Regions from separate parts of the Homo sapiens genome. Here region 2 is linked to region 1. Evidence: read pairs that join two places in POLR2A ChIA-PET (ENCODE). Cell type or tissue: K562. All regions are shown on one strand. Each heading gives the region's core, and the rest is flanking DNA. Links, peaks and the distances in the headings are about the cores only.

Region 1 (11,836 bases), core at 1,743-9,742:
TGGCTCACGCCTATAATCCCAGGACTTTGGGAGGCCAAGGTGGGCACATCACTTGAGGTCAGGAGTTCAAGACCAGTCTGGCCAACATGGTAAAACCTCCACTCTACTAAAAACACAAAAATTAGCTGGGCATGGTGGTGTGCATCTGTAATCCCAGTTACTCAGGGCAAGACTCCATCTCAAAAAAAAAAAGAATAAAAGGCCTTAACCAGAGGTAAAATATTACAGAAGTGGAATAGTTCCAAGTGTTGTAAGGTCTAGGATATGCCCAGAGAAGTAGACGGTTGATAAAGAGCAAAAACAAAGATCACTAGCATTAAGGGACAAGGAGGCCACAGTAGTAAGAAGAGACATCCAGATGGACCTTTGAACTTGTCCAAAATAAGATGAAGACATGAGGAAATGATGACAATGAGACAGAGAACACTAGAGAGTAACTAGGAGCTCAGCAGATGGGAGATTAAAATAGGTAAGCATATGCGGTGGCTCACCCCTGGAATCCCAGCACTTTGGGAGGCCGAGGTGGGAGGATCACCTGAGGTTGGGAGTTTGAGACCAGCCTGACAAACATGTGAAACCCCGTCTCTACTAAAAATACACAATTATCCGGGTGTGGTGGCGCATGCCTGTAATCCCAGCTACTCAGGAGGCTGAGGCAGGAGAATCGCTTTAACTCAGGAGGTGGAGGTTGCGGTGAGCCGAGATCGTGTCATTGCACTCCAGCCTGGGCAGCAAGAGTGAAACTCAGAAAAAAAAAAAAGAAAGAAAAAAATAGGTGATCATAAATTTCAAAGGAGAAGAGATTTTTTTTCCCTTTATCTTTGGCCTTTTCAAGATGAGCTAAAAAAGGAGCAGGGGTTTTTACATGAGAATAGAAAAATGTGGATCCCACTTTCCAACTCCCTGATAGTCACGGAGAAGAAAGTAAAAGAGGAGAAACTGGCAGAGCGTCTGTAATCCCAGCACTTTGGGAGGCAGAGGTAGGCAAACTACTTGAGCCCAGGAGTTTGAGACCAGCCCGGGCAATATTGTGAAACCCCGTCTCTACTAAAAATACAAAAAATAGCCAGGAATGGTGATACAAGGCTGTAGTCCCAGCTACTCAGGGGAGTGAGGCAAGAGGATCACTTGAGCCTGGGGGGTCCAGGCTGCAGTGAGCCCTGATTGTACCACTGCACTCCAGCCTGGGTTAGAGTGAGACCCTGTCTCAAAAAAAAGTAAGAGAAATTGTTTCCATGTATTAGGTTGGTGCAAAAATAAGTGCGGTGGTTTTTTTTTCTTTTTTTCGGAGACGGAGTCTCATTCTGTTGCCTAGGCTGGAATGCAGCGGCGTAATCTTGGCTCACTGCGACATCTGAATCCCAGGTTCAAATAATTCTCCTGCCTCATCCTCTTGAGTAGCTGGGAGTACAGCTGTGTGCATCCATGCTCGGCTAATTTTTGTATTTTTAGTAGAGACGGTGTTTTGCCATGTTAGCCAGGCTGGTCTTGAACTCCTGACCTCAGGTGATCCACCCGCCTTGGCCTTCCGAAGTGCTGGTATTACAGACGTGAGCCACTGTGCCCAGCCTGGTTTTTGTCATTTTTTTTTGAGACGGAGTCTCGCTTTGTCGCCCAGGCTGGAGTGCAGTGGCATGATCTCGGCTCACTGCAAGCTCCGCCTCCTGGGTTCACTCCATTCTCCTGCCTCAGCTTCCCTAGTAGCTGGGACAACAGGCGCCCACCACCACGCCTGGTTAGTTTTTTGTATTTTTAGTAGAGACAGGGTTTCACCGTGTTAGCCAGGATGGTCTTGATCTCTTGACCTCATAATCCACCCGCCTCAGCCTCCCAAAGTGCTGGGATTACAGGTGTGAGCCACCGCGCCTGGCCTGGTTTTTGTCATTTTTTAAAGTAATGGCAAAAACCACAATTACATTTGCACCAACCTAGAAGCAGTACCTTTGAGTTACACATGTTGCTGGAATATAAAGAGACAATTTTTAGTTGTTGTTTCTTTTTTTTTTTTTTTTTTTGAGATGGAGTCTCATTCTGTCTCCCAGGGTGGAGTGCAATGGTTTGATCTCTGCTCACTACATCTGCCTCACGGATTCAAGTGATTCTCCTGCCTCAGCCTCCTGAGTAACTGGGACTGCAGGTGTACACCACCATGCCCAGCTAATTTTTGTATTTTAGTAGAGATGGGGTTTCACCATGTTGGCCAGGCTGGTCTCAAACTCCTGACCTCAAGTGATCCACCCACCTCGGCTTACCAAAGTGCTGGGATTACAGGTGTGAGCCACTGCGCCTGGCCTATAATTTTAATTTCAAATGGCACTACAATCATGTACCCTTAACCATAAAAAAGAAATTGATATAGAAACTTTTAAAGCTAGAATTCAAAAATAGTTCTTGTCTATTTTCAGTTAATTAAAGCCTGGAATCAAAAATAAATTTGACGCCAGGTGCGGTGGCTCACACCTGTAATCCCAGCACTTTGGGAGGCTGAGGCAGGTAGATCAACTGAGGTCAGGAGTTTGAGACCAGCCTGGCCAACATGGTGAAACCCCATCTCTACTAAAAATACAAGAAAATGGGCCGGGCATGGTGGCTCACCCCTGTAATCCCAGCACTTTGGGAGGCCGAGGTGGTGGGATCACCCGAGGTCGGGAGTTTGAGACCAGCCTGACCAACATGGAGAAACCCTGTGTCTACTAAAAATACAAAATTAGCTGGGTGTGGTGGTGCATGCCTGTAATCCCAGCTACTCAGGAGGCTGAGGCAGGAGAATTGCTTGACCCCAGGAGATGGAGGTTGCAGTGAGCTGAGAACACACCACTGCACTCCAGCCTGGATGACAGCAAGATTCTGTCTCAACAACTACAACAACAAAAAGAATAAAAGAATCTTGGCTCTAATGGGGCACTCATTCATCCGTTTAGGAGTCATGCCTTATCAAAAATCTTTGCTGTGGGTCTGAAGCGGCCATGACAACTCCCATCAGCCATCAGCAGTGTTTTATAGCTTACAAGTCACTTTCACAATCCCTACTTCATGTGATGCTCACAACACTCAGTTCAGCAGAACAGATATTATTTCCATTTTAAAGAAGAGGAGTTTGAGTTTTCTAATGTTGCAGAGAAATAAATGAGAGCTGGTACTTGACCAAGGTGTTTCTGATTTCAAATCCAGTTCCCTCTCTACTTAAATCATGCCATCTCTCGTAGTACTTGGCAACTAGTACTCAGCCTTTGTATCTGTGTAAAAACATGTTATTCAACAGATTACTTGGCGCAAAACAGTTTCACCATTCACAACAGCAGATAGTTAATCTGAAAGGATTCAGTCCTTGGCACTATTACCAATAATGATCTCTTTTTTAATAAACAGCATATCTTTTTTTTTGTTTTTTGAACGGAGTCTTGCTCTGTCACCCAGGCTGGAGTACAGTGGCGCGATCCTGGCTCACTGCAACCTCCACCTCCCGGGTTCAAGCAATTCTCCCTGTCTCAGCCTCCTGAGTAGCTGGGATTACAGGCTCCCGCCACCACATCTGGCTAATTTTTGTATTTTTAGTAGAGACGGGGTTTCACCATGTTGGCCAGGCTGGTCTCGAACTCCTGGACTCAAGTGATCCGCCTGCCACTGCCTACCAAAGTGCTAGGAGTATAGGCGTGAGCCACAACACCTGGCCAACAGCATGTCTTAAATCATCACTAGTTGTGTGTTAATTGCCCATTAACCAAATATGATTATTTTGCTAGCTAACAGGTAAACATGAAAAACATTACTCACCTGATTCTCATTTCCTTTTCTTGCCTCATGTTTAATGTAGCCTTTCAAGGCTTTTAACAACTTGGTTGCCTGCAAGAGAGACCTTATTATTAGAGCCAAAAGTCAAATAAACAAGGAAGATACGTTGAATATTTTTTGCTGTTCTTGTATTCATTAAATGTACTCTGGTCAGACCATAGGACTAGAACCATTACTTAGAAAGAATGGGTCTCTGCTCTAAGGAATTTCACATCTGAGTGGGAAAGTTAGACAAGGAAAGAGGCAATTGCAATACAGTGGGGTAAATGCCCACGCTAGGAGGCTCAGGCTGTCATGAGAACATAGGTAGGCATGGCCATCAAAGTTGGGACTGCTAGGTTAGACTTCAGCAAGTATCTGCACAGGGCAGTTCTCAGATAAAGATGTGATGTCTCTAATTGCTGAGATCTGAAGGATGAAGAGAAGGTAGAGAAAGAGGTAGAGGAATGGCACAGCAAGGCAACAATGAGGGTGGAGTTTGAAGAACTTAAGTTCAGTGTGGCTGGAACATGGACCTGTTTGTAGGAGATAGTAAGAGACAATGTTGGGAAAGTGAGCAGGGCCGTGATGTTACCAGGCCTTGTAAGCCTTTAAAGAGTATGAACTTTACTCTCAGAGAAAAGGGCAGTCTCTGAAGAGTTTGCAGCAAGGCAGTGGGTGACCAATTTTGCATTACTCAGAATGAGTAGTCTACCTGCACAATGTGCAAGATGCATTTGATGGGGATGAGCCAGAAATGCTGTGGCCTGAACTGGAGCGGGGCTAAGGCAGTATGGATGAAGTCAAAACCTTCTTAGGAAGTGAAATCAGTGTGAACATGAGAGTTGAGGAAGAGGGAAACTTTGTTATGCCAACGTTTCTGGCTTGGACAGCTGGTGAAGTGTGGTACGGTCCCTAAGATGAGGAATGCAAAAGGTGACGGGGTCTTAGGGGGATGGTTGTAGGTCTCTGCCGGGGGAAGGGAACACTGAGCTTCTCTTCCCAGCCTAGGAAAACCTCCCTTCTTGTTCTTTCCTGAAAGAACAATGTTAATTTGATTGGTTACATTTTCCTGTGCTTTAAAAGTCAAGTTTGGTTGAGCGGGGTGGCTCATGCCTGTAATTCCAGCACTTTGGGAGGCCGAGGCAGGTGGATCACGAGGTCAGGGGTTTTAGACCAGCCTGGCCAACATGGTGAAACCCCGTCTCTAATAAAAAAACAAAAATTAGCCGGGCATGGTGGTGTGTGCCTGTAGTCCCAGCTACTTGGGAGGCTGAGGCAGAAGAATTGCTTGAACCCAGGAGGCGAAGGTTGCAGTGAGCCGAGGAGATGATGCCACTGCACTCTAGTCTGGGCGATAGAGCAAGACTCCGTTTAAAAAACAAAAGTCAAGTTTTTTGGTTGGGTTCTTTTTTTCTTCCTCTTCCACCCAGCCATGCAGTTGAGGGCCACAGCCATCCTTCTCAAGGTGGGCCCAGCCACCAGGCTTGGCTCTATTCTTCTCATGCCTTTTATCATGGGCCATGTGTCCAGTAGAGAATAGCAGAGATCCTGAAATTTGGTTTGTGCTCAAGCTTTTGCTTGTGGTGCAAGCCTAAGCCACAGTCTCCAATCCACTTTACCAGAATGCTCTGCATCAAGATATCAGGCACTATTTCAGCTAGTAATAAAGTGGTACCTTATTTTCTACTTGTTCCTTGAACCACCCTTGAGGTTTTCTCTGGGAAGGGGATGATTGGCAGGGCAGAATTCAGGCATTCTTGATTTTTCTAATACTCTCTTAATATACCTTCAAAATCTCACCAAACATACAAAAATGCATGAAGTGAGGCACCTGTGGCAGAACCCAGTGAGGAGGTTGAATGATATGAGGTGGTGTTCAAGAGTTGTGCTGAAGGTGCAGATGTTAGTTATCAGCATATATTCATGCATTCCTTCAACAAGCATTTATTGTGCTGGGCACTGTTCCAGACACTAGAGAGTGATTAATTAAACAGACAAGGTGATTGCCCTCCAGGATCTTCTAGCAGAGGTGAAACAGTTACCCAAGAAAGCTAGAAATGAATGATATGACGTCAGGTATTATGATGCAAAAATAAAACTGGGCAACTGGGGTGGGGTGGGGATGCTACCTGAATTAGGATGGCTGGGAAAGGCCTCCCGAGATGTGAATGAGGAAAGAGGCAGCAGGTGAAGAGCACTCCGAGCAGAGCGAGCGCCAAGAACAGGAGCCCTGAGGTGGACTCATGAGTTGAAAGACAGAAACTGCCCTTATGGTAGAAGTATGGTGAACACTGAGGTATATGGAGGGCAGGGAGATCAGAGATGTGACCAGAGGCTGGGTCAAGTAGAGAGGTAAAGGCCACAGCAAAAATTATGAATTTCAGCCAGGTACAGTGACTAATGCCTGTAATCCTAGCACTTTGGGAGGCCGAGGCAGGAAGATCACCCAAAGTTAGGAGTTCAAGACCAGCCTGGCCAACAGGGTGAAACCCCATGTCTGCAAAAAATAGCTGGGCGTGGTGGTGGGCACCTGTAGTCTGAGCTACTCAGGAGGCTGAGGCGGGAGAATCACTTGAACCTGGGAGGTGGAGGTTGCAGTGAGCCGGAATCGCACCACTGCACTCCAGCCTGGGTGACAAGAGCGAAAGTCTGTCTCAAAAAAAATAAAAAAATAGAAAAAAAATTAATTTCTTCCCCTAAATTGTTATTAGAAAAAAAGTCAGGCCTATAGAAAAGTCAAAGTAGGCTGGGTGTGGTGGCTCACGCCTGTAATCCCAGCACTTTGGGAGGCCTGAGGCAGTCAGATCACCTGAGTTCAGGAGTTCCAGACCAGCCTGAACAATATGGAGAAACCCTGTCTCTACTAAAAATACAAAATTAGCTGGGCATGGTGGCACATGCCTGTAATCCCAGCTACTTGGGAGGCTGAGGCAAGAGAATTGCTTGAATCCAGGAGGTGGAGGTTGCAGTGAGCTGAGATCATGCCGTTGCATTCTAGCCTGGGCAACAACAGCGAAACTCCGTCTCAAAAAAAAAAAAAAAAGAAAAGTCGAAGTAATGTAATAAACACTCATATTTCCCACCAAGATTCAATAGTCATTTGCATTGTCTCATATTTGGTTTCTCTATATTAATATATAATTCTTGTGAAAGAATTTGAAAATAAGTTCCAGACATCATGATTCTTTACCACTAAATATATCAGCCACATCTCCTAAAAATAAGAGATTTCCCCACATGATCCTCTAATGCATTAGTGTACTCAGGAAAAGCAATAATTTCCTAATATCACCTAATATGTGGCCCATAATGAAATTTCCTTCTCTCCAATTTTAGCTATTTTCTTTTTAAAAAAATTTCCCTCCAAATCAGGGTCAAACTAAGTTTCTCTCATTACACTGGAAAGAGTTTAGATTTTATTTTAGATGTGAGGGAAGTCATTGGAGGGCACTGAGCAGAAAGACACGTTCTAAGTTTATTTTTTTTTTTGGAGACAGAGTCTCGCTCTGTCGCCCAGGGTGGAGTGCAGTGCCGTGATCTTGGCTCACTGCAGCCTCCACCTCTCAGGTTGAAGGGATTTTCGTGCCTCATCCTCCCGAGTAGTTGGGATTATAGGCACATGCCACCACGCCTGGCTAATTTTTGTATTTTTTTTTTTTTTAGTAGAGACGGGGTTTTGCCATGCTGGCCAGGCCGGCCTTGAACTCCTGGCCTCAAGTGATCCACCCACCACGGCCTCTCAAAGTGCTGGGATTACAGGTATGAGCCACTGCGCCTGGCGCCTGGTCTCTCTCTCTTTTTTTTCTTTTCCCTAAGTTTCAAATATCACTCCAACTACCAAGAGAACACTATTGTGAGGTAAGAGTTGAGGCAGGAAGCCCAATAGGGAGACTGAGGCAGTGGTCAGGAGATGAGAGTGCTGTGGCACAGGTTTGCAGCGCTGGAGATGGTGCCCAGAGGTCAGATTTCAGGTCTATTTAGGAGGAGGTGCTGACAAGAATGGATGGCTGTGGGTGAAGAAGAGAGGAATCCAGGGTGATCCAAACTGGGCCTGAACAATGTACTGAGATGGGGAAGAGACTGTCAATGCTTGGACCTGACCGTGTTGTTGAAAATGCACTTAAATACACGAGTCAGCATCCCAGGGGAGAGAGAGGTCCTACTGGAGATGTGGGTTTGGGAGGCATTAGCTTTTGGGTAAATTTTAACTTATGGGAATGGGCCGGACGCAGTGGCTCATGCCTGTAAACCCAGCACTTTGGGACGCCAAGGCAGGTGGATCACTTGAGGTCAGGAGTTTGAAACCAGCCAGGCCAACATGGTGAAGTCCTGTCTCTACTAAAAATACAAAAAAATTAGCTGGGCATGGTGGCAGGCACCTATAATCCCAGGAACTCGGGTGGCTGAGGCAGGAGAATCGCTTGAACCTGGGAAGTGGAGGTTGCAGTGAGCCGAGATTGCGCCACTGCACTCTAGCCTGGGTGACAGAGCAAGACTGTGACTCAAAAAAAAAAAAAAAAAAAGAAAAAAGAAAAGAAAAAAAAATGGGGTGGATAAGATCACCGAGGGATAGAGCATAGTTAGAGAAAAGACAACCAGGAAGAGAGCCCTGGGGGCACTCCACATTTAGAGATCTGGCAGATGAAGAACCAACCAAGGAGACTAGAAAGAAGTGCTAGTAAGGCAGGACAGCGTGAAATATCAAAGCCTAGAACAGAAAGTGCCTGGAGCAGAGGGGAATGTTCAATCATGCCAAATGCTACTGATAGGCACAGGTGAGGGGAGAGAGGGAACACAAGCTTTGTAAGATGGCGACCTTAATAAAGCAATTTCAGTAGAAAAGAACAGAGAAATAGGGCAGTAGATGGAATGAGGACATGGGATCAGGAGAGGATTTTGGCTTTTTTATTTTTTTAAAAGATGGGTGATAGTAAAACATGATTGCATGCCTTATGGCAAATAAGCTAGCAGAGTGGAGAAATTAATGAGGAGAGAGGCTCTAATTGTAGGAATGTAGTCCTAGGGGAAGCAAGAGGGCCCAGGATCTTCAGCATAAATGGAAAGGTTGCCCTTAGACAGGCAAAGAAGCAGAGTATGTGGATGTAGATGCAGGGTGGCTAAAAGGTTTGGTGGTGGGGCCAAGCCTAGGGTCTCACGCCTGTAATCCCAGCACTTTGGGAGGCCAAGGCGCGAGGATCGCTGAATCTCAGGAGTTGGAGACCAGACAGGGCAACATAGTCAGACCTCATCTCTACTAAAATTCAAAAAAACACTGGCCAGGCAGGGTGGTCATGCCTGTAGTCCTAGCTACTCAGGGGGCTGCGGTGGGAGGATTGCTTGAGCCCGGGAGGTTGAGGCTGCAGTGAGTCCTGATTGTGCCACTGCACTCCAGAGAACTCCAGGCTGGCTGACAGAGCAAGACCCTGTCTCAAAAAAAAAAAAAAAAAAAAAAAAAGAAAAGGAAAGGAAAAAAAGGGGGGGATTTGGTGGTTGAACGATAAGGCAGTTTTCTGTTGATTGCATCTATTTTCCCATGACCTATGAGGTAAAGTCATCAAGGGAGGGAAGGGAACCAAGTTGAGTCAAGATGATAAAAAGTAATTATCCTCAAAAGTAGGAAAGTTCATGACTAAGAAGAAAATGGGCCAGGTGTGGTGGCACGTGCCTGTAATCCCAGCTACTTAGGAGGCTGAGGTGGGAGGATGTCTTGAACCTGAGAGGTTGAGGCTGCAGTGAGGCCTGATTGTGCCACTGCAGCCTAGGCAACAGAGCGAGACCTTATCTCAAAAAAAAAAAAAAAAAAAAACCAAAAGGAGGAGGATCAAATGCCCATATTAAGGTTTAGCGTTGCATATTTAAAATAAGTTCGCTCAACAAAGTTAGGTGTTTTCTCCAACTAGAGTTAGCTGCAGAGGTATAGGCAAAGATTAAGCACATAGCTGGGTTTAATCAGGCTTGGGTTTTGCCAGGTGAGTATAGGGAGGTGCAAGGAAGTGGAAATAGTGCCAGTGTTTGTAATTTAAGCTCGCAAGAAAGGAAGTGAGGGCATGAGTGACAACAGGACCAGTCGCCCCACTAACATTAATAACTGGCTCCTTCAAATTGCTATACCATTAAGAGAAGTCTCTCAAAAGAGGGAATATTATCTCCTATATATTTATTATTATTATTATTATTATTATTATTTTTAGACGGAGTTTCGCTCTTGTTGCCCAGGCTGGAGTGCAATGGTGTGATCTTGGCTCACTGCAGCGTCTGCCTCCCTGGGTTCAAGCAATTCTCCTCTCCTGCCTCAGCCTCCCGAGTAGCTGGGATTACAGGTGCCCCCTGCCACGCCTGGCTAAATTTTGTATTTTTAGTATAGATGGGGTTTTGCCATGCTGGCCAGTCTGGTCTCAAACTCCTGACCTCAGGTGAGACACCTGCCTTGGCCTCCCAAATGCTGGGATTACAGGTGCAAGCCACCATGCCCGGCCATAAATTTATTTTTAATAATATCATACTAGTAAAATTATCAAGATTTGATTAAAATAAAACATTACAATTTAAATAAATTTTACTAGTACAAATATACTAGTATACATAAAAATATAGTATATTTAGTATATTTATATTTATACTGGTATAATATAGTATATTTAGTATATTTATACCAGTATAATATAGTATATTAGTATATTTATACCGGTATAAATATAGCATATTTAGTATATTATACCGGTATAAATATAGTATATTTAGTATATTTATACTAAACATACATACTATATTTAGTATATTTATATTTAGTATATTTATATATTTAATATATTTATATATAGTATATTTAGTATATAGTATATTAAGTATAGTATTTATATTTATTTATAGTATAATATATTTAGTATATTAAATATATTTAGTATACATATTAGTATATATAGTATATTTAGTATATAGTATATCTATACTAAATATATATACTAATACACACTAAATACTAAATATGTAAATTTAGTATATTTATATAGTATATTTATAGTATATTTATCTAGTACATATAGTATATTAATATAGTATATTTAGTATATATAGTATATTTATATATTTAGTTTATTTTAGTGTATTTAGTATATTTAGTATCCTAGTATATTTATATATACTAGTATATATATTATATATTTATACTAGTAATAATATATATAGTATATACTAGTATAAATTATAAATTTTATTAGCATAATTATACTAGTATATTTATGCTAGTAAAATTTATTTAAATTGTAGTGTTTCATTTTAATCAAATCTTGATAATTTCTCAGAGCAATTTATTAATTTTTTTGCTATGTACTAAAATTTCAAAAGGCAATTGACTTAATGAGCTCTTAGGTTGTACCAAGTTAATAATTTAAAACATCTTATTATGGAAAATTTCAAACCTAAAAAAGTAGAGAGAATAGTGCAATCCCCCCATGTACCTATCTCCAGTTTCAGTAATTATTAACATTCTTCTGTTCTTACTTCATCTAGTTTCCCTCTCTTTTTCCTTGAGTATTTTACAGCAAATTTTACAGGTATCATAACATTTCACCTATAAATACTTGATTCACATATAAATACTTGATATGGGCCAGGCGTGGTGGGTCACGCCTGTAATCCCAGGACTTCGGGAGGCCGTGGCGGGAGGATCGCTTGAGCCCAGGAGTTCAAGACCAGCCTGGGCAAGATGGTGAAACCCTATCTCTACTAAAAATACACACACACACACACAGCCAGGCAGATAAAGGAGAAAGAAGGTGATCTGAGGCTAGAGGGTCAAAATGAGCAATGGGACAAAGATAGATAAAAGTGCCAAGTGTTCAGGGATGCAGCCTTGGATAAAAGATTCTAGCTAGGCAGCAAAAAAGCCTAAGGAATTTAGGCTGAGATATTAAGGCTTTGTTTACGAAGTATAGAGGAGCCACTAACCACTACAGCCCAGAAATATCCCCAAGGAAAACCCTTTGGTCATTCAGCCCCAACAGGCACTTAGGCCCTGATTATTTTGTTTAAACAATTTAGGTCGGGTGGGGTGGCTCACGCC
Region 2 (11,836 bases), core at 2,623-10,622, 98 kb before region 1:
TTTGTCTACACAGTTAAGAGCCAATATGTAAAACATAAAGCTCATGAGGCCGGGCGCAGTGGCTCACGCCTGTAATCCCAGCACTTTGGGAGGCTGAGGCGGGTGGATCACGAGGTCAGGAGATCAAGACCATCCTGGCTAACACAGAGAAACCCCGTCTCTACTAAAAATACAAAAAAAAATTAGCTGGGCATTGGTGGTGGGCGCCTGTAGTCCCAGCTACTAGGGAGGCTGAGGCAGGAGAACGGCGTGAATCCGGGAGGTGGAGCTTGGAGTGAGCCAAGATCGTGCCACTGCACTCCAGCCTGGGCGACAGACCGAGACTCCGTCTCAAAAAAATAAATAAATAAATAAAATAAAATAAAAATAAAGCTCATGAGCAATCTAAACAGCTGTCACTAAGTTCAAGTACTAAAGCGCAGTATTCCAGCCTAAACTCTATGGCATTCCCTGGCTTCCTGACCCCACGACAGAAAATATGCAGTAAGTTGGAAGTGTTATAGAAGACATTACCAAGAAAAGAGCACAATGGTCACTTCTTACCAATATAACAGAGGAAAAAGGAAGCTGTATAAAGCAGTACCACACAGCTGGATATTTTGGAAGACATTTTTTCACAGTACAAGAACTGTTATTCGTAATCATGGCTTTAAATCAACAGAAAAACTACTACATATAATATCTAACGGGCCGGCCGCGATGGTCACGCCTGTAATCCTAGCACTTTGGGAGCCCGAGGCAGGCGGATCACCTGAGCTCAGGAGTTCAACACCAGCCTGGGTAACACGGTGAAACCCCATCTCTATTAAAAGTACAAAAAGTTAGCCGGGCGTGGTGGCAGGCGCCTGTAATCCCAGCTACTCGAGAGGCTGAGGCAGGAGAATCTCTTGAGCCCAGGAGGCGGAGGTTGCAGTGAGCTGAGATTGCACCACTGCACTCCAGCCTGGATGACAGAGCAAGACTCTGGCTCAAAAAAAAAAAAATCTAGCAAGTATTTTTCTTTTTTCCTTTGAGACAGAGTCTCAATCTGTTGCCCAGGTTGGAGTGCAGTGGCATGATTACAGCTCACTGCACCCTTGACCTCCTGAGGTTAGGTGATCCTCCCACCTCAGCCTCCTGAGTAGCTGGGGTAACAGATGCACACCACCACACCTGACTAATTTTTGTATTAAAAAAAATTTTTTTTTAATTTTTCTTTTTCTTTGTTTTTTTTTGAGATGGAGTCTCGCTCTGTCGCCCAGGCTGGAGTGCAGTGGTGCAATCTCGGCTCACTGCAAGCTCTGCCCCCCGGGTTCACGCCATTCTCCTGCCTCAGCCTCCAGAGTAGCTGGGACTACAGGCGCCCGCCACCACGCCCGGCTAATTTTTTTGTATTTTTAGTAGAGACAGGGTTTCACCATGTTAGCCAGGATGGTCTCGAGCTCCAGACCTTGTAATCTGCCTGTCTCGGCCTCCCAAAGTGCTGAGATTACAGGCGTGAGCCACTGCACCCGGCCCAATTTTTCTATTATTGCACCTCTAGCTACAATAATTTTTGTATTTTTAGTAGAGATGGGGTTTTGCCATATTGCCCAGGCTGGTCCCGAACTTCCCAGCTTAAGCAATCCTCCCACCTTGGCCTCCCAAATTGCTGGACTATAGGTGTGAGCCACCACACCCTGCTGGCCGTTTTTTTTTTTAACCCCAACTCATGATTGAATGGCTGCTAGCTCCCCTCCTTTTCACCTTGTTATCTTCCCTTCCAATCACTCTTGTTTGAACCTTTGATGATGCTTCTCTGATCAAATGCTTTCAAGGAGAGGAAGTGACAGCATCAAAGTGCCACACCACAGCATTCTGACCTTGACCTTGGCCAATGTAAATCTTACAAACAGCCTTGCTTCTTAGTTTTACATGTGCCTCCAGATATCGAGAATAATTCAATCACTAAAAATAATAGGACAAGTATATACTCTGTCATTAAATGTTGGTGTTTCCCCCCACCAAGCTACATTATATGTGAAACATCTACTTATTTCCTCACTAATATGACATTATACTGAATGTCCAGTGTACCCATTTTTTTCAGGATAGAAAACTTTCAGAGCTTCTCTCCATTTCCCTCTCCCTCATCAATTAGCTAAATATCTTTTTGCTCTAAAATCAGTGCATGTCTCTGATTTTATAAACAAATTACCGATTAACTTTTTAGCTCAGTTGTTCTTGACCAATTTTCTGTCCTAGCAAATCTGAGGGGACAAACGTATTTCTTTCTACCTATATTAATGGCTCACTAATGAAAAGAAACGGTATGAGAGACATATATAAGTTTGAAAAAACTGCAGGGCAGCTTCTGGTACAAGGAGGGCTTCCTCTGATGGAAAATTGCCACTTTATTTAATTTATTTATTTTTATTGAGATGCAGTCTCACTCTGGGGCCCAGCCTGGAATATAGTGGAGCGTTCTCGGCCCACTGCAACCTCTGCCTTCTGGGCTCAAGCGATTTTCATACCTTAGCCTCCCGAGTAGCTAGGACTACAGGTGCCCACTACTACGCCTGGCTAATTTTTGCATTTTTAGTAGAGACAGGGTTTCGCCATTTTGGCCAGTCTGGTCTCGAACTCCTGACCTCAAGTGATCTACCTGCCTTGGCCTCCCAAAGTGCTGGGATTACAGGTGTGAGCCACCATGCCTGGCCCGAGAATTGCCACTTTAACAACCAAATTTCTAAAAGGTTAATCTGCAGGCGTTAAAGACACAAAAGTTGAAGAAACGAGAAGACATAGCAAACTACTTCAGTATGTGTTTTTTCACCCACGAAAGACGTATTAATAATCATTATGATGGTGGCTCACACCTGTGATCCCAGCACTTTGGGAGGATGAGGCCGGCGGATCATGAGGTCAGGATATCAAGATCATCCTGGCTAGCACTGTAAAACCCCGTCTCTATTAAAAATACAAAAAATTAGCCAGGCGTGGTGGTGAGCGCCTGTAGTCCCAGCTGCTCGGGAGGCTGAGGCAGAAGAATGGCGTGAACCCGGGAGGCAGAGCTTACAGCGAGCCAAGATCACGCCACTGCACTCCAGCCTGGGCAACAGAGAGAGACTCCATCTCAAAAAAAAAAAAAAATCATTATGAAAGGGGAAAAAAAGAGCCACTGTCTCAAACTTTATAACCTAAGAATCTCTCAGAAGTCCCCTACCCAATCTAAAATGTCCACAGCAGCAATAAGTTTGAGCTCACAGTAATAACATTGAGTTACACAGTGGCTGGAAGAATTTTTTAATAAAGATTTTAATAGTTATTTTCTGAACTGTCCAAAATAATGAACTATTTGCTCTAACTCAGAGGTGCTCGTGCTAAGCTAGTATCTTGGGCCAAAGAGACATGATGGAAACAGAAAAACAGGCATCTTTCAGAATGACCATGATACAGACGCTGCTGCTCTCGTGAGAGAGGGACTGGAGTAGAGTTACAATAAGCCTGAGGGCCTGGAGTACTAGAATCTGAAGGCAGCAGCAGGAGCTAAGAATCCTGTAGGGGAAAAGTCACTCAAACGCTCATTTCTTGCTGGGCAGGGTGGAGCTTGCTGTCAGCTTTTTCTCCAATACGTGCACAAATCATTGGGTAGTGTTCTAAGATGAGCAGTTTTTTACTTCATTAAGCAGCTGCAAGTAACAAAGGGAACCCTAAACCATGAAGAATTTTATGGATGTGGATCTCCTCTAACACAAGTTGTGGGCTCCTCTAATGCTTTGGCTAAAAAAGGAGGAAGGGAATCTCAGTACTAACTGCAAAAGTTAGGACTCTGACCTAACTTTTAACAACAGACATATGGAGAATGAATGTGTTCCAAGCAGACTTACTGCTTGTATCTTAAGGAATACCAGAGACCACAAACACATTACAGGGTATTCCAGGCATAACACATATTCAAACTTAATACAATACTGAGTGGCAAGGGTGGACCACAGCAGCTGACTTCTGAAACATGAAAAATAAAAGTAGCTATAAGAATAGTGGGAGAGAGGCCAGACATGGTGGCTCACGCCTGTAATCCCAGCACTTTGGGAGGCCGAGGCGGGCGGATCACAAGGTCAGGAGATAGAGACCATCCTGGCTAACATGGTGAAACCCCGTCTCTACTAAAAATACAAAAAATTAGCCAGGAGTGGTGGCAGGCGCCTGTAGTCCCAGCTATTTGGGAGGTTGAGGCAGAAGAATGGAGTGAGCCCAGGAGGCGGAGCTTGCAGTAAGCCGAGATCACGCCACTGCACTCCAGCCTGGGTGACAGAGTGAGACTCCGTCTCAAAAAAAAAAAAAAAAAAAAAGAGGGGACTAGTGGGAGAGAAAATTATTTCAAGGTTTTTCTGTATTGTCTAGGCATTTAAAGAAAGAAAACAGAAAACAAAATGAAAAAGCAAATTATTTCATAGACCCCCCACTGATTTTTTGTTAATTTGAGAGAAATTATAGTTTATCCATTAAAAATAAACAAAAGAATAAACTTTTGGCCAGGCACAGGGCTCACGCCTCTAATCCCAGCACTTTGGGAAGCCGAGGCGGGCAGATCACGAGGTCAGGAGAATGAGACCATCTTGGCTAACGTGGTGAAACCCCGACTCTACCAAAAATACAAAAAATTAGCTGGGTGTGGTGACATGCGCCTGCAGTCCCAGCTACTTGGGAGGTTGAGACAGGAAAATTGCTTGAACCCAGGAGGCAGAGGTTGCAGTGAGCTGAGATCGCACCACTGCACTCCAGCCTGGCAACAGAGCGAGACTCTGTCTCAAAAAAAAAAAAAAAAAAGAGGCCAGGCGCGGTGGCTCACGCCTATAATCCCAGCACTTTGGGAGGCCAAGGGGGCGGGTCACCTGAGGTTAGGAGTTTGAGACCAGCCTGGCCAACATGGTGAAACCCCATCTCTACTAAAAATAAAAAATTAGCCAGGTGTGGTGGCACGCACCTGTAGTCCCAGCTACTCAGGAGGCTGAGGCAGGAGAATCTCTTAAACCCGGAAGGCAGAGGTTGCAGTGAGCCGAGATTGCGCCGCTGCACTGTAGCCTGGGTGACAGAGTGAGACGCAGTCTCAAGAAAAAAAAAAAAAAAAAGAAAGAAATTATCACTACAGTTGATCAGAAGGCAATCACTCCAATATGCACATGCAGGGCACCGGTAAATACTATTCAGCTGCTAATTAAATTTCATTATATTAAATAAACATTTTTTACTTTACTGTTAACAAATATTTTCCTAGGCTGTAGGGTAAGAAATTACACTGAAAGGTGATATCCGGCTTCTCTGCAAGTAATTACTAAGGGGAAGAAAATACTTTAAATCAAATGAAAGGCTGGGTGCAATGGCTCATGCCTGTAATCTCAGCAGTTTGGGAGGCCAAGGCAGGTGGATCATCTGAGGTCGGAAGTTTGAGACCAGCCTGGCGAACGTGGCAAAACCCTGTCTCCACTAAAAATACAAAAATCAGCCGGGCACTGTGGTGCGTGCTTGTAGTTCCAGCTACTTGGGAGGCTGAGGCAGGAGAATCGCTTGAACCCGAGAGGCAGAGGTTGCAGTGAGCCGAGATCGTGCCGTTGCACTCTGGCCTGGGCGATAAGAGTGAGACTCCATCTCAAAAAAATAAAATAAAATAAATAAATCAAATGAGAAACATGTAGAAGTGTTTCAAATATCTTTCCCCTCATCCCTGTCTTCCATTAAGGTTTTGGATCTTTTAGGGCCTGCCATTGTTGGTAGGTAATTTGGGAAAGTGACCTTGGTCTAGACAATGAACAGTTGGATTTTCCTCCTTTGAAGTTAACACCATCACTCGGAGGGATGTTGAATCAATCTTCCCAAAGTTTCTTTTCTCACTAAAGTATTTCCCATTAAACTACAGCATCCTTGATAGAATTTATTTTCTAACTTGAAAGTGAGATTAAAAAGATGACTCAAAAAGAAAAAAGAGAGTCCGGGCGCAGTGGCTCACACCTGTAATCCCAGCACTTTGGGAGGCCAAGGTGGGTGGATCACGAGGTCAGGAGATTGAGACCACCCTGGCTAACACAGTGAAACCCCGTCTCTACTAAAAATAAAAAAAAAAATTAGCCAGGCCTGGTGGCGGGTGCCTGTAGTCCCAGCTAGTCAGTAGGCTGAGGCAGGAGAATGGCGTGAACCTGGAAGGCGGAAGTTGCAGTGAGCCAAGATCACACCACTGCACTCCAGCCTGGTGACAGAGTGAGACTCTGTCTTGAAAAAAAAAAAAAGAAAATAAAAGAAAAAATAGGATTACTGACTGTACCACTTCTGCAATAAGGCTGAAAAAAAAAAAAAAAGCTACAGAATGACTACGCATGTCCTGCAGAGGGACCCACTAGGTAACTAGCAGTACAATGAACATGACATTCAATAGCTTTCATTACACCATTTTCTTTTTTTTTTTGAGACAGAGTCTTGCTTTGTCACCCAGGCTGCAGTGCAGTGGGGCGATCCCGGCTCACTGCAACCTCTGCCTCCTGAGTTCAAGCAATTCTCCTGCCTCAGCCTCCTTAGTAGCTGGGATTACAGGCGTGCACCACCACGCCTGGCTAATTTTTGTATTTTTAGTAGAGACAGGGTTTCACCATGTTGGCCAGGCTGGTCTCGAACTCCTGACCTCAGGTGATCCACCCACCTCAGCCTCCCAAAGTGCTGGGATTACAGGAGAGAGCCACAGCGCCCGGCCTTCCTTACACCATTTTCTTTCCCCAATAAATTCTTGTAGATCTTAGGCTGTAAGTCTCCATTTAAGGAAATGAGGCCAACAGGAGCCACCAAAGCGAGGAGCCTCAACTATCTAATGGTCCCAGAAGCCGAGGCCCTCCACACCCACCTCATCGTCACTGTCAGACGTCTCCGAGTCTGACGAGGCTGCAGGCTGACTCACAGGCGGCTCCTTCTCCTCAGAGTCACTGCGCTTTCGCTTTGCCAGGGACAAGAGCTCCTAATGGGACAAAAATAGGCACATCAGTTTTGTTCAACAGAGAAAGAATATCCAAGAATAATAAAATGCCCACCCTCTCTAGATCTTTTTTATATTTTTGTGTTTTCAACTAAAGGACATTGTCACAGGGACTTCTATCAGCATGAACAGACTGACTGCTAGGATTCCAAGATGCTGAAGAAATGTTTAGAAAATCTGCCCCACCTTTTCAATGGATAATATATGTCTGAAGTTGGACAGGAAATGGAACCAAACTGGAGGCTATCCCCAAACTGTTCCTGATTCTACCCTAAACAACAGAAGCACTGATTCTCTGGGACTGGTAAGAAACATGTTTACAAAGGTAACCTAGTCACTGTTTTATCCGGTTTAGTATTTTAATGGTAAAATTGGCATTTGTGGGGCAGTTTTGAATAAGCTTACAAACTGTAATTTCTGAGGTCATTTTATATTTTGAATACTTAAACCAGAAAAAAAGTGTCCAGTGTTTAATCCAGTCTGTGACAACAAGCAGTAAGTGTGCTGGCCACTACACCAGAATCCTAATTTCACAAGCCCTATTCTCCCAATTCACCACCTCTGCCTTGTCCTGGTCATTTAAGCGAAATGACAGTAAGAAGGAAGTACCAGTAAGTAAGCCATGACTACAACCAAGATTTGCTCTGTCACATGGTTCCCTTCTCACTTGAAGTCTCCTCAACTCAGTCCAGTCACTCAAAAACGCAACAAAAGGTTACTTGCTCTGCTTTCTGCTAATACCAATACCAGTCCACAATTATACTGTACTCACTAGATGCCAGATACTTTTCTTTTTTCTTTTTTTTTGAGACAGAGTCTCGCTGTGTCACCCAGGCTGGAGTACAGTGGTGCGACCTCGGCTTACTACAAGCTCTGCCTCCCGGGTTCACACCATTCTCCTGCCTCAGCCTCCCGAGTAGCTGTCAGGCGCCCACCACCACGCCCGGCTAATTTTTTTTTTTTGTATTTTTAGTAGAGAGGGGGTTTGACCACATTAGCCAGGATGCTCTCGATCTCCTGACCTCGTGATCCGCCCGCCTTGGCATCCCAAAGTGCTGGGATTACAGATGTGAGCCCCCACACCCGGCCCAATGCAAGGTACTTTTCTAAACATCTGATATTTAATCTTCACAACAACTGATATCATTACCATTTAAAGATAATGAAAGAAAAGAGATTTTTTTGTTGTTCTTGGTTTTTATTGTTTGTTTGTTTCAAGATGGAGTCTTGCTCTGTCGCCCAGGCTGGAGTGCAGTGGCGAGATCTCGGCTTACTGCAACCTCCGCCTCCCGGGTTCAAGCGATTCTCCTGAGTCAACCTCCCGAGTAGCTGGGACTACAGGGGTGTGCCACCACACCTGGGTAATTTTTTGTATTTTAGTAGAGACGGGGTTTCACCAAGTTGGCCAGGATGGTCTCGATCTCCTGACCTTGTAATCCGCCCAACTCGACCTCCCAAAGTGCTGGGATTACAGGCGTGAGCCACCATGCCTGGTCTCTTATTGTTTTTGAGACAGAGACTCACTCTGTTGCCCAGTCTAGAGTGCAGTGGCACGATCTCGGCTGACTGCAACCTCCACCTCCCAGATTCAAGCAATGGCCGTGCCTCAGCCTCCCAAGTAGATGGGACTACAGGAGAATGCCACCATGCCTGGCTAATTTTTTTTTTTTTTTTTTTTTGAGACAGAGTCTTGCTCTGTCGCCCAGGCTGGAGTGCAGTGGTGTGATCTCGGCTTACTGCAAGCTCCGCCTCCCGGGTTCATACCATTCTACTGCCTCAACCTCCCAAGTGGCTGGGACTACAGGCACCCACCACCACGCCTGGCAATTTTTTTTTTTTTTTTTTTGAGACGGAGTCTCGCTCTGTCACCCAGGCTAGAGTGCAGTGGCACAATCTTGGCTCACTGCAAGATCGGCCTCCCGGGTTCACACCATTCTCCTGCCTCAGCCTCCTGAGTAGCTGGGACTACCGGTGCCAGCCAAGCCCAGCTAATTTTTTTTTTTTTTTTTTTTTTTAGTAGAGACGGGATTTCACTGTGTTAGCCAGGATGGTCTCAATCTCCTGACCTCGTGATCCGCCTGCTTTGGCCTCCCAGAGTGCTAGGATTACAGGCGTGAGCCACTGCACCCAGCCATGCCTGGCTAATTTTTGTACTTTTAGTAGAAATGGGGTTTTGTCATGCTGCCCAGGCTGGTCTTGAACTACTGACCTCAGGTGATTCACTCGCCTTGGCCTCCCAAAGTGCTGGGATTACAGGTGTGAACCACCACACCAGGCCAAGAAACTAAGGAGTTTAAGTAACTTACCCAAGCTGTGTAACTTACCTAGTAACACAGCTGGTACATGATAGAGCCAGGATTCAAACCTCGGCAGACAGAATCCTGGCTCCTAACTGAGTCATGGCTTACTAGTCTGAAACATTTTTCCCTTCTGCCAAAAGAGAGAAGATACAGCTAATAAACACTAGTAGTAATATTCCTTAACGATGATGGTGCTATACAATTATGGATCAAGTGCCAAGACAGACTGTAAAATAATAGACTGCTACAAAGTATCTGTTTTATTCTTCCAGTCTCTATTTTAGGAGTATATCCTCCCTCCTTGGCTAAAATGAGAAATGACCTTCTCAGATTAAACAACTGACTCTCTTGTTGATAAACACTCATAAAATGTTAACTCTTGTCATTTCACTAGACAGAGTTAACATACCAACTTCCTGAAAGACTGAAATCATACTCTGCTTTTTCATACCAAAATGTTAACTCTATGGACCAAATGCAAATTATATCAACACTTGTGTGTTTACAGTCGTTTTAAAACCTGAGGTAAACTGGGCACGGTGGTCTACACCTGTAATCCCAACACTTTGGGAGGCCAAGGTAGGAGGCTTGCTTGTAGAGACCCAGTCTCTATAAAAAAAAAAACAAAACAAAAAACCCAAACTTGAGGTATAATTTATATATATTTTATCCTTTCTAATATACTTTTCTAATATACTAACACATATAGTTCTATGAGTTTGACAAATACTTTAAACCACGACCACAGTCAAGATCTTTATCTTCTCTGATACAGAGAAGATCTAATCTCATCTCTGACTCCTTCAGGTTCACAAATACACTAGTACTCCTGTTTTGATACCAATTGATTATAACAAAGATTTGGATTTGCTATTAATCAAAACACAGCAGACATCTGCTAAAAGTTACTGTAGGCAGGAGGCTACAGGCAGGAGAATCGCTTGAACCCAGGAGGCAGAGGTTGCAGTGAGCTGAGATCACGCCACTGCACTCCAGCATGGGCGACAGAGCGAGACTCCATCTCAAAAAAAAAAAAAAAAGAGTTACTGTAACTAAAGTAAGACATTAGTACTGCTGGCCAGGCGCGGTGGCTCACGCCTGTAATCCCAGAACTTTGGGAGGCCAAGGCGGGCAGATCACGAGGTCAGGAGTTCGAGACCATCCTGGCCAACATAGTGAAACTCCGTCTCTACTAAAAATACAAAAAATTAGCCGGGCATGGTGATGTGCGCCTGTAATCCCAGCTACTCGGGAGGCTGAGGCAGGAGAACTGCTTCAACCTGGCAGGCAGAGGTTGCAGTGAGCAGAGATCGCATCACTGCACTCCAGCCCGGGTGACAGTGCAAGACTCCATCTCAAAAAGAAAAAAAAAAAAAAAGACATTAGTACTGCCTTCCTGCTAAGGAGGTTCCACTCCATATCCCATCATCTACACTCTACAGTTCCATCATCCCTCAATTCTCTCATCTTTATACATCCCTTCTCCCATTCCCTGGCAACCAGAGACCTGTTTTCTGTCCCTATAGAACATCATATAGATGGAATCATATAGTATCTTAGCCTTTTGAGTTTGGCTTCTTTCATTCAGCACAGTGCATTTGAGATTCATTCACATTACAGCATGTATCATTACTATAGTTTGTCTCTATTTTTGCTAAGTAGTATTCCACTGTATGAATGTATCAGTTTGTTGAACCATTTACCAGCTGAAAAACATTTGTGCTAGGTGCAGTGGTTCACGCCTATAATCCCAGCACTTTGGGAAGCCAAGGTGGGAGGACCGCTTGAGCCCAAAAGTTTGAGACCAGCTTGGCAACATAGCATGACCTCATCTTTACTTAAAAAAAAAAAAAAAAAAGGCCAGGCGTGGTGGCTCACGCCTGTAATTCCAGCACTTTGGGGAGGCCAAGGTGGCGGATCACCTGAGGTTGGGAGTTCGAGACCAGCCTGACCAACATGGAGAAACCGCATCTCTACTAAAAATAAAAAATTAGCTGTGCGTGGTGGTGCATGCCTGTAATCCTAGCTACTCGGGAGGCTGAGGCAGAAGAATTGCTTGAACCTGGGAGGCAGAGGTTGCAGTGAACTGAAATAGCACCATTGCACTCCAGCCTGGGCAAAAAGAGCAAAACTCCATCAAAAAAAAAAAAAAAAAAAAAGTGTGGTAGCAAACAACAACAATAAAACATCTGAGTTGTTACCATTTGGGGGTAATTGTATGTTCATGTATAGTCTTCTATGTAAACATTAGTTTTTACTTCACTTTGAGTAAATACCTAGGACTGGGATTGCTGGGTTATATAGTAATACGTTTATGGTCTTTACCATTACCTTTTTTCCCATATTACTTTAATGTAAATTTATAAGCTTTAAAGACTTCTGGGCTGGGTGCAGTGGCTCACGTTTGTAATACCACTACTTTGGGAGGCTGAGGCAGGTATATCACTTGAGGTGTGCCTGGCCAACATGGTGAAACCTGATCTTTGCTAAAAATACAAAAATCAGCTGGGCATGGTGGCGCACGCCTGTAGTCCTAGCTGCTCAGGAGGCTGAGGTG

Evidence for each region. Peaks named below come from ENCODE experiments on the same cell type or tissue, not always from the same donor. Only the 100,000 strongest peaks of a DNase experiment are listed, where the experiment ranks them.
Region 2: POLR2A ChIA-PET joins it to region 1 with 7 read pairs; 7 of 35 experiments call an interaction of 5 or more read pairs at or near these places.

What each region holds. Positions count from the first base shown.
Region 1 is chr15:41,334,393-41,346,228 of GRCh38, reverse strand. NUSAP1 (nucleolar and spindle associated protein 1) reads right to left here. Exons shown (of 11, transcript NM_016359.5): 2 at 3,775-3,843. Among named protein-coding and RNA genes, the nearest start is that of NUSAP1, 7.4 kb to the right of the region's middle. RefSeq lists enhancers at 8,247-8,868, 8,869-9,490. In K562, for the core only: no CTCF peak of the experiment used is centred there; no DNase peak of the experiment used is centred there.
Region 2 is chr15:41,433,446-41,445,281 of GRCh38, reverse strand. RTF1 (RTF1 homolog, Paf1/RNA polymerase II complex component) reads right to left here. Exons shown (of 18, transcript NM_015138.5): 2 at 6,851-6,961. Among named protein-coding and RNA genes, the nearest start is that of RTF1, 22 kb to the right of the region's middle. In K562, for the core only: a CTCF peak has its summit at 6,346 (motif pointing right); DNase peaks (open chromatin) are centred at 6,350 and 6,871.